Linked DNA regions of Homo sapiens: region 1 is linked to region 2. Evidence: read pairs that join two places in POLR2A ChIA-PET (ENCODE). Cell type or tissue: OCI-LY7. All regions are shown on one strand. Each heading gives the region's core, and the rest is flanking DNA. Links, peaks and the distances in the headings are about the cores only. Region 1 overlaps SEPTIN9 (septin 9). Region 2 overlaps LOC400622 (a long non-coding RNA gene).

Region 1 (8,324 bases), core at 77-8,076, 220 kb after region 2:
GGGGATCACTTGAAATGGAAAACCTGGCAGCACCGATTGGCTCTGAAGAGGCAGGAGTTAGTCATGAGCCGGCTGGGAGGCGAGTGCAGAGGTGGTGAGGTAAGGCCAGCAGAGGGTGGGGGAGGCGAGGGCCAACCTCTCACCGCGCATGGTGTAAGCACTAAGGGGGCACTTCACCAGGCCAGTGCAGACCCAGGCCCCTGCGGTGGATCCCCCGCGGTCCCTCCCTCCAGAGGAACACTGAAGAGGTTTCTGTGGTCCTGTCTTAGATTCAGAGGCACATTTGCATACTAAACGCACTGAGTAATCCTACAGTGAGGGAGCCGGGCTTGGTTTAACCCACCTTTTCCCAAATTGGACCAAAGGTTGCTGTCCCAGGAAGGCAGGGCCCTCAGGCCCACGGCTTTGGGAAACTCTGGTTGTGCCAGCCTATGAGCCCAGCTCCCAGCCACCCCAGCCTGCCCACACCCTGGAGTGGGCACTGTTACCCAAAAGCCCCTTCCAGACAGTTCTCAGGGCGGCATCCCTGTCCTTCACCCCCCATAGACCCCTGGCCACTTTTCTGCGACATCAGCATCACTGGTTCACAGCTCCTCTTAATTGCAAAGTGGGGCTCAGCGGCACAGGCTGGGCCTGGCAGGGCGGGAAGGAAGAGCGAAGGCCACTTTGTCTCCAATAGCACTGGCCGGGCTCTGGAAAGGCCGGAACCCACAGACAGGAAGGAAGTGTCACACTCACTCAACCTGCTTTGCGTCAGCCAGGGGGCATCTTGTAGAAAGAAGTTAGGTGGTCGTGGCCGGGTGCAGTGGCTCATGCCTGTAATCCCAGCACTTTGGGAGGCCGAGGCAGGTGGATCACAAGGTCAGGGGTTCCAGACCAGCCTGACCAACATGGTGAAACCCCGTCTCTACTAAAAATACAAAAATTAGCTGGGCATGGTGGCGCATGCCTGTAATCCCAGCTATTCAGAAGGCTGAGGCAGGAGAATTGCTTGAACCTGGGAGGTGGAGGTTGCAGTGAGCCTAGATCACGCCACTGCACTCCAGCCTGGGCGACAGCGCGAGATTCCATCTCAAAAAAAAAAAAAAGAAGTTAGGTGGTCATTCTTCAGTCTCTGGCTTGGCCTAGGAACTGCTTCTTTTTCAAGATGCTATCAAATGCCTCCTCCATTAGGAAGCCTTCCCTGGTTGCCCCCTCCACTCCTGTCCTTGCCCCAGAACACGGCCCGGCCCTCACGGACAATCCTGACATCAGAGCCTAATAGAGATTTTCCTCTTCATGGAAATTCATACTCCAAACTGAATATGTGTGCAGGATAAGCCCCTGTTCCCATGTGAAACAAAAGTGAAAGGTGCGGATCACCTGCCTTTCCCCACCCCTTCTCACAACAATCTGGGCTCCACAGGGGCCCAGTAGGAGCCAGGTCCAGTTCAGCCGCCCCAGGTGCACCATCCTGGGCACCAGCGCCTCTGTCCCCTTCCACGAAGCACAGCTTCATCCCCTGGTACCCAGTGGGGAGGGGACACATACCAGGCATTCCCCAGGGTGGACTGTGCTCCCCACACCAGGCCAGGAGGCCCTGGGGCTGGTCCAGCCATCCAGAAAAGGGAGCAGGCGGTCCAGGTGACACTGATGTGGGCAGCAGGGGCCTTCGGGAAAGGGTCTTCGTAGGATCGGCCCCACCTTGCTCCAGGAGTACACACTGGGGAAGGGTGCTGCGCGGAGGTGGAGAGAACGCATCTTTGGCTGAAAGCATGCTTTCTGATGCTCTGGGCTCGGATTTGCTGCCATCTTCCATGTCCCCTCACCTAACACACGTTCCAGTAAATCCTCCATGCTGATGAGCGCCAAGCTATAGAGGACGCACAACCTCTCGCTTTAAAAAGTGACTTTTCCTGCTGGGTGTGGTGGCTCACACCTGTAATTCCAACACTTTGGGAGGCCAAAGTGGGAGGATCACTTGAGGCCAAGAGTTCAAGACCAGCCTGGGCAACATAGAGAAATCCCATCTCTACAAAAAAAAAAAAAAAAAAAAAAAGTCCAGGCACAGTGGCTCATGCCTGTAATCCCAGCTACTTGGGAGGCTGAGGCAGGAGAATCACTTGAACCTGGGAGGCAGAGATTGCAGTGAGCCAAGATCATGCCACTGCACTCCAGCCTGGGCAACAGAGCAAGACTCCACCTCAAAAAAAAAAAAAATTTTTTTTTTTGAAACAGGGCCTTACTCCCTTTGCCCAGGCTGGAGGACAGTGACGTGATCACAACTCACTGCAGCCTCAGCTTCCCGGGTAGCTGGAACTACAGGGCTGTACCACCACGCCCAGCTAACTTTTTGTATTTTTAGTCAAGACGGGGTCTCGTCATGTTGCCCAGGCTGGTCTGGAGCACCTGAGCTCAAGTGATCCTCCCACCTCGGCTCCAAAAGTACTGGGATTACAGGCATGGGTCACCATGCCTAGCCTGAAAACATTTCTTTTAAGAATTAGCCAGTCATGGTGGCGCACAACTGTAGTCCCAGCTACTTAGGAGGCTAAGGCAGGAGGATCCCTTGAGCCTGGCAGGTTGAGGCTGCAGTGAGCTATAATTGTGCCACTGCACTCCAGCCTGGGGGACAGAGAAAGACCCTGCCTAGAAAGAAAAAAGAAAAAAAAAAGACTTTTCCATTCATTTCCTGCTCATCCTCAGACTCAACCACTGAAGTTTGCTTCCCTGAATTAAAAATGAAGGAGCTCCGTCCTGGACTCCCTCCTGCTGACCCTGCTACTGTACCTGCCAGCAGAGCCAGCCAAGACCCTCCAGGCTGGCCCCAGCCTGGCCCGCCTACAGCCTCCCAAGCAAGACGGATTCCCAGGCTGAGGCCAGCTGCATTCCTCTCTGGAATCTTTCTCCACTTTTTATTGTGCCTCAGACTTTGGCTGTTCCTAAATAAATACAATCCAGCTATCTCTGCCCTTGGGGCCGCTGCAGGGTTTACTGGTGCAAACCGCCTGGGCAGGCCTGTTGCTTTAGGAGTCCTTCCAGGTCAGCGTGGAAGGAAACCAAGACAACGGGGAGAAGCAGCCCGGTTGGGCCCAATTCCACTCTCACATGCTCGTGCTCAGCCAACCATCTGGGCTGTAGCCTGACAGGAGCTGGAGCTGGCGCTCCATTCCTAGAGGGGGCCCCCGACTGCCCCTGCAGAGCGAGGGAGGTCTGGGGGTGCAGAGGCCAAGGGCCCTTGCAGAGTTTGCCCCAGGTCCCCTGAGTTTAAGCTTCTCTGCAGCCAACGGAAGACTCCCCCGAGAGCGGGTGTCTTTCATCCTGCTTGCTCAGTAGGTGCCCAGTAACCGTTCACTGGATAAACAATGAATTTGTGGATCCAACGTGAAGATGATCTAAACCAGCGCCCCCCCATAGAACTCTCCGCAATGATGTCAATGTTCTGTATCTGCCGTAGTCAATATGGCAGCCACATGTGGCAGTGAACGCTTGCAATGTGGAAGGGCTACCAAGGCAAAGAGTTTCGCATTTATGTTATAATTTAAACTTAAATAGTCACAAATGCCTAGCGTGTGCCCCGTTATACAGACCCTTTTTGTCACCTTCTTCTCCTCCCTAGAGACATTGCATTCGCCATCAATTTCTTACCCGGGAGGCAAACGGAGAAATGCTACTCTTTAGCCAACGCAAAAGAAGGCCAATATTTGCATTTTAAGCTAGTTTTTTGGGCAATTCTCCCAAGCATCTCCTATCAAGGTCAGTCCAGCAATATTTCCTGACTGCCTGCCACGCACCAGGAAAGCATCCCGCCGTGGCTCTGGTCCGAGGCTATGGAGGACACAGAAATAACCAAGGCCAAGCTGATAGAAGGGGTGTGACAAGATGGCCCAAAGTCACTGAGTCAGCTAGGAGGTCCAGGAGCATGGAAGCCCTGCTTTCCAGAGGACAAGTGGCAACCCATCCAGGGGGGGCCCGAGCACTCAGAGCCAGGAGCGCAGAAGCAGGGGGCTCCAGGCTGGAAAGCGGTATCAGGGCCAGGCTGGGCGGCAGCACGAATCCACCCTCGAGGCTTTGGGGGCGGAAACTAAGGGCTCTATGAGTAAGAAGACCCGGCCCAGGTCTAATGGAAATGATCGGGTGGAGGGATCCTATCACCCGGTCCCCAGCACACAGGGAGGGAAGTGGTAATCGTCCTCTAAATGTTGGCCGTGGAGGGGAAGGAGCCACAGCAGGGCAGGGGTGGGGAGGATGGCACCTGCTGGTCCAAGGAGGGATGATGGAGGCCCAACCAAGACATGACCGTGACCGGGGCAGCCTGTCCAAGGGTCAGTATGCAGAGGGCGAGTTGATGAGATCTTGGCAGCCTGTTGAGACCTGGGGGTGCTGGGGAGGCAGAGGTCAAGGTCAACTCTGAGATTTCCTGCTTGCAAACCTGGGTGGGTGGCAAGGCTGATATCAGAGAAATAGAGGAAGAGTGGGTAGCTATGGGTGAGAGAGGAAGTAATGAACTAGGGGTGCCTGCAAGAGCCCAGGGGCAAGGTCCTCGGGCAGCCAAGATGCTGGTGGTCTCTTCCACGACCAGCTCCCTCCACGTGGCACACTTTTGTCTGCATGGCTGGGCATGGGGCACCTGTTCGTCCGACACACTTTGAGCAGCTACTCTGTGCATTGAGGCAACGTGGCACGGTGCCCTGGGGAAATAGCGAGGAGGCACTGCACAGGCCCCACCCTTCTGGCATTTTCTGTCTCCTGGGGATGGTGGCAGTTAAATAAGTGACAGCCAATTGTCAGGAGAGTTTGGCTCTGATTCACCAGGTGGAGCCAGGCACTCCTGCCGGAAGAGGCATGGGAACTAGCATAGGATGAAGGGAGGCAGCGAGCACCAGCCCAGGCCTTGCCCCCACAGGGCCCTTTTTTCACACCTACTTGTGCAGGCGTCCCCTGTGAGGGCAGAGACACCTGCAGTGCTTGAGGGAGACTTCCTGCGGGCGGGGTCGTCCATCCACAGCGGCCAGGTGGGAGGTGCATCAGTGTCCTGTGGCTGCCATAATGGACCACAGCTGTGGGGCTTGAAAAAATGGAAGCGGGTTCTCTCCCATGCTGGAGGCCAGAGGTCCAAAATCAAGGTGTCAGCAAGGCCACACTCCCTAGGGAGGCTCTGGGGTGGGGTGGGGGGGGGGTCCTTCCTTGCCTCTTCCCAGACGCTCCCTGGCCTGGGGCTGCGTCACTCCATCATCTGCTCCTGCCTTCACGTGGCTCTCCCCGGTGTGTCTGTGGCCTCTCTGCTTCTTTTAAGGACACCAGTTGTTGGATTTAGGGCCCACCCTAATCCAGAATGACCTCATCTCAAGATCCTTAACTACTTACATCTGCAAAGACCCCATCTCCAACTCCCAGGTCACATTCTGAGGTTTTTGGTGGACATGAGTTTGTGGGGGACACGGTTCAACCTAGGACAGAAGGGATGATGGGGGCACTGGGGAAAAGGCCACACACCCCAGAGGTATTGGAAGATGGAAGAGCAGGACCTAGCGACACGGGATGTCAGGCAGAGGAGTTGGCTCCAAGGATCCCAGCCGGGGTCTGAGGGCCAGAGGGAGGGAAGCTCAGGCACCACTGAGATGAAATGCTCCGTGCACCGTGGGAAACAGGGCAAAAGTCCGCTGGACGCTCAGTCAGAGAGGCGGCTGCCTGAGGCACAGAAAATGAGCGAACATGGGAGAGCCTACCAGAAGGCCACTCGGGAGGGCGTGGTGGTAACATCTAGAAGGGCTGAGAAGCGCATCTCCACAGCCCAGCCAAATCCACCTGGGGAAACACACGTTCCCGGCAGCACTAGTAACAGAGAAGACCTTCGGCGATGTCACCAGTGGGCCACGGGACGGGCAAACTCTGCCTCCCCACACAGAGGAACACTCGCTAGCTGCCAAAATAAGTGAACCAAGGCTTCGTGGATCTACACGGATAAGTCTCCACGCCGTCACGTTGTGGGCACAGGCAGGGCAGCCACTGACTCCAGTGAGGCACCAAGGATGTGATGCTGATGACGGCATTCAAGAGGAGACAGACCTAGGCTGCTCAGTCACACGATGCTGATGACCGTATGCAAGAGGAGACCAGGCCGGATGCGGTGGCTCACACCTATAATCCCAGCACTTTGGGAGGCCAAGGCAGGTGGATCACCTGAGGTCAGGGGTATGAGACCAGCCTGACCAACATGGTGAAACCCTGTGTCTACTAAAAATACAAAAAAAATTAGCCAGACATGGTGGCGGGTGCCTGTAATCCTGGCTACTGAGGAGGCTGAGGCAGAAGAATCGCTTGAACCCAGGAGGCAGAGGTTGCAGTGAGCCGAGATGGTGCCACTGCACTCCAGCCTGGGCGATAGAGCGAGACTCTATCTCAAAAAAAAAAAAAAGGAGACCTAGGCTTCTCAGACACACCACTGCCCAGCACAGATGTGCCTGCCCGGGGCCAGATCCCAATCCAGAGGGGCGGGCACCGCAGCAGGAGTGGGGCTAGGATGGAGAAGGTCACCCAGGGCTGCGGCTACACCTGCAATGTCTCACTTCTTAAGCGGGATGGTGAGTACACAGGTGTTTTATTACCTTATTCTTTACATTTTTGTTTTGTAGCTCTAAGAATTCCATTTTTTTTTTAAAAGGAAAGAAAGTGTGTGAGCTGACCAAAGCGTTGATCATGGTGTCATTTAAGCTTTTGCCAGAAATGTCATCCCTGGCCCAGTCCCAAACACAACCTCGAGAAGAGCCTTCGTCCTTCTGGGGAGGGCAAGAGTCCCAGACATAGGAGATTGGCCAGATGTGGATCTACAGAGAAGCTGGGCTGGGAGGATGGGATGGCAGACAGTCGTCTGGGGAGTGTCAAATGGGGAGGCCGGAGATGCTGGGGCGTCTAGGAATGAACTCCTGCCTGGACCAGGGTCTTAGCAAAAGGGAGGCAGGGAGAAAGAAAGAAGCCAAGAAGATGAGGAAAGGGTGTCTCGGGCCAGAGCCCACAGAGGCCCACAGAGGGAGGACCCCGTGTGTCAGCAGGCAGTCCCACGCAAACCCAGATCACCAGCTTGCAGCTTTGGGATTCAGCAAATTATGCCTTAGGCTTCCAAGCTGAGCTGTGATCGTGGCTGCCAAGTGCTGACAGCACAGAACCAGCCAGTCTGAGCAGAGGGAAGCAACCGCCGGGGGAGGCTGTGTCCATGCAGCCCAGGGTGCCAGGTTCCCAAGATGCAACCCCCACAAGAACTGGGGGACCCTCCCCACCCATTCCACCAGAAGCTGGCCAATGAGAGGGAAGGAGATGGAGAGGCAGATCAGATGCGGAGCCGGAGAAAAGCTCCCCAGAAACACAGCAGCGGCTGGGCTGTCCAGTGGTTAGTGCCCAACATGACTGCGATGGGCGGAGCCCCTCTTAACCACAGCGCTGAATCATGCAGCTGCCCAGGGGCCTCCAGCCAGAGCATCACCCCCCTCTTCCCACATACAGTCCCATCCTGTACTGCAAGGGGCCTCACATGCACTCAATGTGGACACGGCATCCCCTCCACTCCCACTCCCTGTAAAAAGCCACCCTCTCCACTGTCCAGGCCTGGTGGTGCACAGTCCACGGGCACTGCATCCACCTCTGGAAGGCAGACTTAGGAGGCGTCTGTGCTGTCCCCACAGAAGCAAGCTCAGGATCAGAAGCAGGCTTTGGGTCTAGAATTCTGAGGTCTCAGGTGCCAGTGTGGTCTGGAACTGTTCAGTTTCATAGCCACTAGCCACACGTAGATATAAGTGGAAATCCATTTAAAATAAATAAATAATTCTATGCAAGTAAATGAGTGAATAAAGTAAACGTAAACATTTATACTTTGAGTGTGCAATAGACCCAGGCGGCTAAGCGGCTACCATACAGGATGGCGGAGTGCAGATGTATAGAACAGACCCACCATCACAGAAGGTTCTATTAGACGGAGCTGGTCTAGAGCATGGAGGTGGCGGCTCCAGATGGGCACATGCCCTTGCCCCCGTAGGCGCCTTGTCCTGGCAGGACGGCTGTCTCACCTTGTTCTGAAGGCAGCCCTGGTCCACAGGCGCTCTATTTGTGTGGATTTGACTCCGGGTCCGTGTCCTTTGGTAACTTTGTCTCCTCTAGAATGGCTAATTCATGAAGGCACAGTCCCTGCCTGTCTGCCACCATGATGGCAGCCAGGGGTCTGGCACCCAGTTGGCCCCCAGCACATATGCACAGGTGACCACGCCATCTCTGCTCTTCTCAGAGCTCCTCGTCTCCTAGGGGAGGTAAGTCCATTCATTGCTGTGACCCATCATCCTCTCCAAATAGAAAAG
Region 2 (8,324 bases), core at 265-8,264:
GGCTCACTCGGGGCAGCCGGGGGTCCTACAAGGAAATGCATTCATTCATTGAGCAAACAACCTCTACCGTGCGCTAGTGCACTAGGTATGGATTTAGTGATGATAGAAACAACCACCACAGGAAGAGACAAGGTCCCTGTCCTTGTGGCGCTGAAGCTGGAAGGAAACTCACAGATAATTCCGAGTGGGTGAGCTGAGGTGTGGGGAGGAGACGCGGAGACCGCAGGGGCGACCTGCCTGGTCTGAGGAGCTGGGAAAGGCTTGCCTGGGGAGGCCGCATGTGAGCTGACAGCTGAAGACAGACAAAGAGCCTTTTTCAATTAACAAAGAGGAAGAGGCCTCGCGGAAGATTTTTCCTGGGGGCTCAGAGTTTATGCAAATTAACCCAGCCCAGAACGAGGAATTCTAATTGGCCCCAGCAGGTGCCTCCTCGGCAGGGTCGTCCTGCAGTTGGGCACCTGTGTGAACGTCTCCATCAGGGTCCCCGAGGCCAGCACTGGCTGTCAGACCCAGTCTCCTCAGACCCGGAGATTTTTACCTGAAATTCACATTGAGTCTTCACTCCCCGTTCCTTTCGAACTAACTCCCCCTGACAGGCAAGTCCTTATAGAAAGCGACAAAGCTTCCAGTCCTGTGGCTTGGCTGAGAACGACTGAGAAACCAGGATGGGAAGAGGCCAAAGAGGACACAGTGGACTGAGCTGGGCTGGGCATCGGGGAAGGCTGGACCTCAGGGTCGTCAGGTCCCTGCAACGCGGGGCTGGCTCCGACGGTCCCTCTGGAAGGCGAAGCACTGCTGCACTAGTGAATTCATCCAGTGCATCCTCACAGAGCCCACCAGAACAAGGCGGTGGCAGGACTGGGGTCAGGGCTTCCCTTAGGTGCCACACGTTGTCACTGCCAGGATGAGGCATGGGAGCTCTGGCTGTGCCCACTTAAGCCCATCTGGAGGAGCAGGAAGTGCCACACCTAGAAGGTGGCAGGTGTGTTGAGGATGTGAATAAAGGTCAGCAGAGTGCCACAGGGAAAGTCAGCTGATGGCAGTGGGGACAGGGGTCCGGGTGGAAGGAGCCATTGGACATGGCTCATGGCAAAGCCAGCCTGGTGCTTCGGAGAAACTGGAGCGCAAAATACACAACAGAAGGGGCAAGAGAGGAGCCGCCCTGGCCCTGCAGGTAAGGATGAGCCTTCAAGCCAGATTAAGGAGTCAGGCTGTATCCTGAGGGCAAAGGAGAGCCACTGCAGGCTTTCCATGGAGGAGTGAGGAAACTGAGCACAAAGTAGATGTTCTTTAAACACCTTTGAGGCTGGGTGTGGGGGCTCGTAATCCCAACACTTTGAGAGGCCAAGGCAGGAGGATCATTTGAGGCAGGAGTTCAAGACCAGCATGGGCAACATAGTCAGACCCCCATCTCTACAAAAATATTTTTTAAAATTAGCCGGGCATGGTGGCATGTACCTGTGGTCCCAGCTACTCTGGAGGCTGAGGCGGGAGAATTGCTTGAGCCTGGGAGGTTGAGGCTGCAGTGAGCCAAGACTGTACCACGGCACTCCAGCTTGGTGGACAGGGCAAGACCCTGTCTTGCTACCTAGGAGGGGCCCACCAAGATTCACCTCCTAAGCAGAAACTCAGGTATGGTTGAAAGGGGCTTATTAAGGCTAACAAGACTCTCACCCCTATCATTCAGGAAACTCTAAAAGTTTTAGAAGCTCTTCTACCAGGAACAAAGTCCAAATATATATTGTTTATTATATCACAGTATCACATATTATAATCCCTAAGTTAGCCGCTATTAAAAATGCAAAAGTACAGCTAAAATGCCAATAAACTAATTAAAATGGGGATACCAAAAAATATGATTAACCTAAAAGAAGTCAGGAAAAGAGAAACAGGGAAACAAAACAAAACAAAAAAAACAGAAGGGACAAAAAGAGAACAAATGTCATAATGGCAGATCTAAATCCAGCTACATCTATAATCACGCTTAACAGAAATGCACTGAACATCCCACTTAAAAGGCAGAGATAATCTGGCTGAATAACACTGCAAGATCCAGCTATGTGTCATCTCCAAGAGATACATTTTATTTTTTGTTTTGTTTTGTTTTTTGAGACGGAGTCTCGCTCTGTCGCCCAGGCTGGAGTGCAGTGGCGCAATCTCGGCTCACTGCAAGCTCTGCCTCTGGGGTTCATGCCATTCTCCTGCCTCAGCCTCCCAAGTAGCTGGGAATACAGGCACCCGCCACCATGCCTGGCTAATTTTTTGTATTTTCAGTAGAGACAAGGTTTCACCGTGTTAGCCAGGATGGTCTCGATCTCCTGACCTCATGATCTGCCCACTTTGGCCTCCCAAAGTGCTGGGATTACAGGCGTGAGCCACCGTGCCTGGCCGAGATATATTTTAAATATAAAGACACAGACAGACTAAAAATAAAAGGATAAAAAAAAGTATGACAGGCAAACAATAAGTGCAAAAAACAGGTGTGGCTATGTTACTGTAATAGGCTCAAGACAAAGAGTATTGCCAAAGAGATAGAGGGAGACTGCATAATGACGAAAGGATATGTTTATTGGGAAATCCTAACAATCTTAAATGTATATGCATCTAATAACAATTTCAAAATAAATAAAGCAAAACCTGTCAGAATTAAAAGGAGAAATAGACAAATCCAAAAATTACAGTTGGAGATTTTAATACCTTTCTTTCAGCAACTGACAGAGTCAGTAAACAAAAAAAATCAAAAAATCAGTAAGGACATTGAGCATTCTAACAACTATTGTGACCTAATTGATATTTAAGGTCCACTACACCCCGTGATTACAGAATACATGTTCTTTACAAAGGCACGTGGAGCCCTCACCAAGATAGTCCATATGCTGAGACATAAAATAAGTCTGGACCAATTTTGAAGATCAAAATCTCACAGAGTATGACCTCAGATACAAAGGAATTATATAAAAGGAAAACATCTGTCTTAAGCCAAACCATCTGAAACATGCCCATCCAAATTTAGGGAAACTCATACAGCCAGATAAATAGACACAAATGTAATTTTATTAAGATCTTACATTAATATTCGTTCAGATTAATGTACACTGCCTCTCCCCAGCTGCTCTGAATCTCTGTGGTTTTGCCAGCCCCACCAGCCAAGTCTGCACTGAACCTAAAGCTCATTATCATTGTGACAACCTCCCATCACCTGCTGCTGGCACCTCTCTTGTGACACCCATTATTCTCTCTCTTGTTTTGTGATGGGGTAAGACAGCACATTCCTGGTCCTTTCTCCCCGACTGTCAGCTCCTCAAGGGCAGCATCAGGACCCGACACACGGTAGGCACCCAAAGGGCATGCTGCATGAAAGTGATTGCCGGCCGGGCGCAGTGGCTCACACCTGTAATCCCAGCACTTTGGAAGGCTGAGGCGGGTGGATCACCTGAGGTCAGGAGTTCGAGACCAGCCTGGCCAACATGGTGAAACCCGTCTCTACTAAAAATACAAAGATTAGCTGGGCGTGGTGGCGGACGCCTGTAGTCCCAGCTACTCAGGAGGCTGAGGCGGAAGAATCGCTTGAACCCGGTAGGTGGAGGTTGCAGTGAGCCGACATTGTGCCACTGCACTCCGGCCTGGGTGACAGAGAGAGACTTGTTCTCAAAAAAAAAAAGAAGGAGAAGAAGGAGGAGGAGGAGGAGGAGCAGCAGAAGAAGAAGAGGAAGAGGAGGAGGAAGAAAGTGATTGTCGTCATCATCACTGCCACTGTCACCATCATCATAGGATGACACCAAAGATCCCATCTCACTTAATGCTCCAGTCACTCAACCAGGGCAATCCCCACCACTCCTGAAGCACACAGATCTAGTGTTCCTAAGCTTTATTTCACATTCAGTAAGAAGCAACGCATCACCCCACCATAGACCCACACAACTGTCCTTCATTGTGGCAAGTCACTGGCACATGTTTGTGAGCACTTTGTTAGAGCTCAAGGTCAAATGAGGGCTCTAAGAGCCTAGAAATTGGAGACTGGCCTCCAGACTCTGTATGACCCAGATTGCAACTTCCACTGACCCAGGGGTGCTTGACTTTTTGGAGGGCAATATAGGATCTGGGATGGGATCCGCTGTCCAATGGCTGGGGCTCGAATCCTAGTTCTACCACTTCCTAGCTATGTGACCTTGGGCACTTACTTGAAATAAACCTCAACTTCCCCATCTGTAAAACAGGAATAATGCTAGGACCTAACCTCATGGATTATCTCATTCAGTGCTCCTGCAGCTGTATGAGGTTAGGTCCTAGAATTATTCCTGTAGTACTAACACTTTTAATCGTTCCCAATACCCTTGTATGGTGGCTATTATTCCTATTTTAAAGTGATGAGGCCGGGCACAGTGGCTCATGCCTGTAATCCTAGCACTCTGGGAGGCTGAGGCAGGTGGATCACTTGTGGTCAGGAGTTTGAGACCAGCCTGGCCAACATGGTGAAAGCCCATCTCTACTAAAAATACAAAAAAAAATTAGCCAGGCATGGTGGCTCATGCCTGTAGTCCCAGCTACTCGGGAGGCTGAGGGAGAATTGCTTGAACCCAGAAGGCAGAGGTTGCAATGAGCTGAGATTGTGCCACTGCACTCCAGCCTGGGTGACAGAGCAAGACTCCATCCCAAGAAAAAATAATAATAATAATAATAAAGTGATGGATCAGGGGACACCTTGTGCAGCTATGAGATGGGAGACTAGGATTTGAACACAAACACAACTTCCATACCAACCTCAGACGCACACACCTGCTGTAGTCTACACCAGCGGATCTTAATCATGGCTCTGCCATGGACACCTCTGACATCTGCGGAAGCCCTTCTCAAAATAATATTTTTAAATGCCTAAAATGAAATACAGAGAGTTACAAAGGAAACCAATAAAGTTAAAATCCAGTTCTTAAAATATTTTTAATTGAGATATGATAGTATACATACTTCTTTCTTAATGCATTAAACAAAGAATAGTTGCTGGTTTAATTACCACCCAAATTTCTAAGTTATGATAAATGTAAATACTATTTTGAGATATCTGCAGCCACTTTGATGTTGCGGAGAAGTAACTGCTCATACTATTGGGTTATACTGATTCCATTTATAATGAAAGAAAATGCTAAACTTCAGTAAAACTTTCCTGAAAATAAAGATGCAAATTTATTCCATCCAAGCTCCCAGACCCCCTGAATTCTCTCCATAGACCCATGAGTGCCAGGTTATCATGATGTTCTGAAGAATACACAGTTTTCTGAAAGAAACAAACCACAACAACAGTGAGCAAAATTGACTATTCGAGAATGGAAAGAAAACCTCTTTCTCAGCCATCAGAATCAGCAGGCAGTCTCCACCCACTGTATGCCATTGACAATTCTGATGACTTCATCGAATCCAGTTCCCGACAAGACCAGGGTGTGGGGCCCAGGGAGGGCTGGGGATAGGAGGGGAAGTATTACGGATGATGCTATCTGATTATACTAATTGGAAATAATGGCCCAAACCAAGAACCCAACCACAAGTCGATTCATTTCGAAAGCTATGTAATAATGTTTAGGATAAGGAATTAATTTTTACAGCCACTGGGGCAGTTGGACATCCACCGTAATACAGATTTATTACAAATTAAAACTTCCCCTCAGGTGGTGAATGTAAAGACACCATAGACAACAGGAAGGACCCCTGAGTCACACACCCCCTTAGGTATGCAGGAAACCAAGGGTGGGTATTTGAGGAGCCACCACCCTCTGCCCGGACTGCACTCCCCACACCACACGTGGCTGCGTCTCATTTCCTCCCCTCCCAGGAGGAGAGCAGTACCCCTACACAAGGACGTTGCTTCCTTGTTTTCTACCGAAGAGACCAAGGGCACCTTGAAGGCCCAGCGCTCTGAACGCCACTTTTCCTGGCTGTCTGGTTCAGACCCTGGAAGAGGAGCCATCGGGCAGGGAGGGGGATGACGTCAGCACCCACAGCTCCCAGCACAACGGCTTTCAGCCTGGCACTCTCAGCCAGTTTTGTGTTCAGAGAATACATTTTGGTTTACTCTTTGCTGATAAAACTCCATGCCTGGCCAGGCGCGGTGGCTTATGCCTGTAATCCCAGCACTTTGGGAGGCCAAGGCGGGCGGATCACGAGATCAGGAGATCGAGACCATCCTGGCTAACTTGGTGAAACCTCGTCTCTACTAAAAATACAAAAAATTAGCTGGGCGTGGTGGTGGACGCTTGTAGTCCCAGCTACTTGGGAGGCTGAGGCAGGAGAATGGCGTGAACCCTGGAGGCAGAGCTTGCAGTGAGCCAAGATCCCGCCACTGCACTCCAGCCTGGGCGACAGAGTGAGACTCCATCTCAAAAAAACAAAAAAAAAAAAACAAGAAAAACAACAAAAAAAAACAACTCCATGCCTTTGTCCTATGAGAGAAGCATGGAAACTCCAGGGTTCCCATGCAGGCCAGACGTCCCGACCCCTCCTTCCAAGACTGTCAAGCCAGAAAGGCACTTCGCCTCTTGGGTGGGTCCCAGGCAAGGCTTGGTGTCAGTATCTCCCCCTCCCGCCATAACTTTCTGGCAATCAGCTGTGGCTGTCACCCAAGTTGTGCATCAGAGACAAGAGGAACTTTTAGAAACAGCTTCCCGGGCCTCACCTTGGCAGTCCTACCCAGGAATCACCTTGGGAATCACCTTGGCAGAGCCCGGGAATCTGCATGTTAAAGCACCCTCTGGTTCTGATGATCAACCTGTTGGCATCTGCATGACACCCTTCTCTTTGAAAGGATCTGAGAGCGGCCCTTCATACATGCTCACCTGCTCCCTCTGCTAAGTGAGGAGGCAGTCATCTGCCAAGCACCAGGCTGGGGGTGCTGAGCTGCAGGGACTCTTGGGCTTCTGAAACCACAGGGTGCCTTTCTTCCAAAAGCTGCAGGTTCTTAGAAGCAGAGCTGCCTGACTACTGCCAACGGGGTGGTGGGCTCTTGTCCAGATCCAGACAGGGTGGGAGTGAGTCCATTTTCACACTGCTGATAATGACATACCGGAGACTGGGAAGAAAAAGAGGTTTGATGGACTTATACTTCCACATGGCTGGGGAGGCCTCACAGTCATGGTGGATGGCAAGGAGGAGCAAGTCATGTCTTACATGGATGGCTCAGGCAAAGAGAGAGGTTGTGCAGGGAAACTCCCCCTTATAAAACCATCAGATCTCACGATACTTATTCACTATCATGAAAACAGCATGGGAAAATCCCACCCCCATGATTCAATTACCTCCCACCGGGTCCCTCCCATAACACATGGGAATTCAAGATGAGATTTGGGTGGGGACACAGCCAAACCATATCACACGTCCATGCCCAAGCATGGAGGGCCAGGAAGTGCAGGGTATACACACAGTGGATGGGTATGTTTCTTGGTACACAACTCTGACTCTTTATATATAGCATTTCCTGGACCCTTTTTGAGGACCTCAGATCATCCCTGGCATTTTGGGCCCATTGTCTGGCTTCATGTCTTTTTTTTTTTTTTTTTTTGAGATGGAGTCTCACTCTTGTTGCCCAGGCTGGAGTGCCTGGAGTGCAGTGGCGCAATCTCCACTCCACTCACCACAACCTCCGCCTCCCAGGTTCAAGCGATTCTTCTGCCTCAGCCTCCTGGGTAATACCAGCACTTTGGGAGGCCGAGGCAGGTGGACCACCTGAGGTCAAGAGTTTGAGACCAGCCTGGCCAACATGGTGAAACCCTCGTCTCTACTAAAAATACAAACATTAGCCGGGCATGGTGGCAGGCACCTGTAATCCTAGCTACTCAGGAGGCTGAGGCAGGAGAATTGCTTGAACCTGGGAGGCGAAAGTTTCAGTGAGCCAAGATCGTGCCACTGCACTCCAGCCTGGGCAACAGAGTGTGACTCCATCTCACAACATAAATAAAAATAAATAAATAAATTGAAAAGTCTAATTAAGAAGTAAAACTTCTTTTACTTCTAAAATTTCTTTTCTGCCTGCTTTTGCTAGTAGGAAATTTTTTTCTGTTTCCTCCGAGTTCAGGAGAGGAAACCCTGTTCTTCTCACAATTACTCTGCGTGAGAAAACCCAGGTAAAAAGAACCAACAGCACCGCCCCTGAGCCCCTCCCTTACCCACCCCCCCAGCTGAGCTTGCAAAGGAGGAAAGCATGTTGTGTGTGGCTGCAGCCATTTAAAATGCAGGCGGGGCTGGGTGCAGCAGCTCATACCTGTAATCCCAGCACTTTGAGAGGCTGTGTTGGGCGAATCATCTTGAGTTCAAGACCAGCCTGGCCAATATGGTGAAAC

Evidence for each region. ChIA-PET counts read pairs that join two places held together with the same protein. Peaks named below come from ENCODE experiments on the same cell type or tissue, not always from the same donor. Only the 100,000 strongest peaks of a DNase experiment are listed, where the experiment ranks them.
Region 1: POLR2A ChIA-PET joins it to region 2 with 8 read pairs; 3 of 35 experiments call an interaction of 5 or more read pairs at or near these places.

Annotation. Positions count from the first base shown.
Region 1 is chr17:77,308,056-77,316,379 of GRCh38, reverse strand. All of the region lies in intron 2 of SEPTIN9 (septin 9), which reads right to left. Among named protein-coding and RNA genes, the nearest start is that of SEPTIN9-DT, 30 kb to the right of the region's middle. RefSeq lists enhancers at 1,192-2,027, 5,818-6,319, 7,200-7,744. In OCI-LY7, for the core only: no CTCF peak of the experiment used is centred there; DNase peaks (open chromatin) are centred at 719, 4,579 and 4,949.
Region 2 is chr17:77,533,188-77,541,511 of GRCh38, reverse strand. LOC400622 (a long non-coding RNA gene) reads right to left here. Exons shown (of 3, transcript NR_148967.1): 2 at 6,825-7,057; 3 at 4,914-5,272. Among named protein-coding and RNA genes, the nearest start is that of MIR4316, 140 kb to the right of the region's middle. RefSeq lists enhancers at 5,452-5,951, 5,952-6,453. In OCI-LY7, for the core only: no CTCF peak of the experiment used is centred there; no DNase peak of the experiment used is centred there.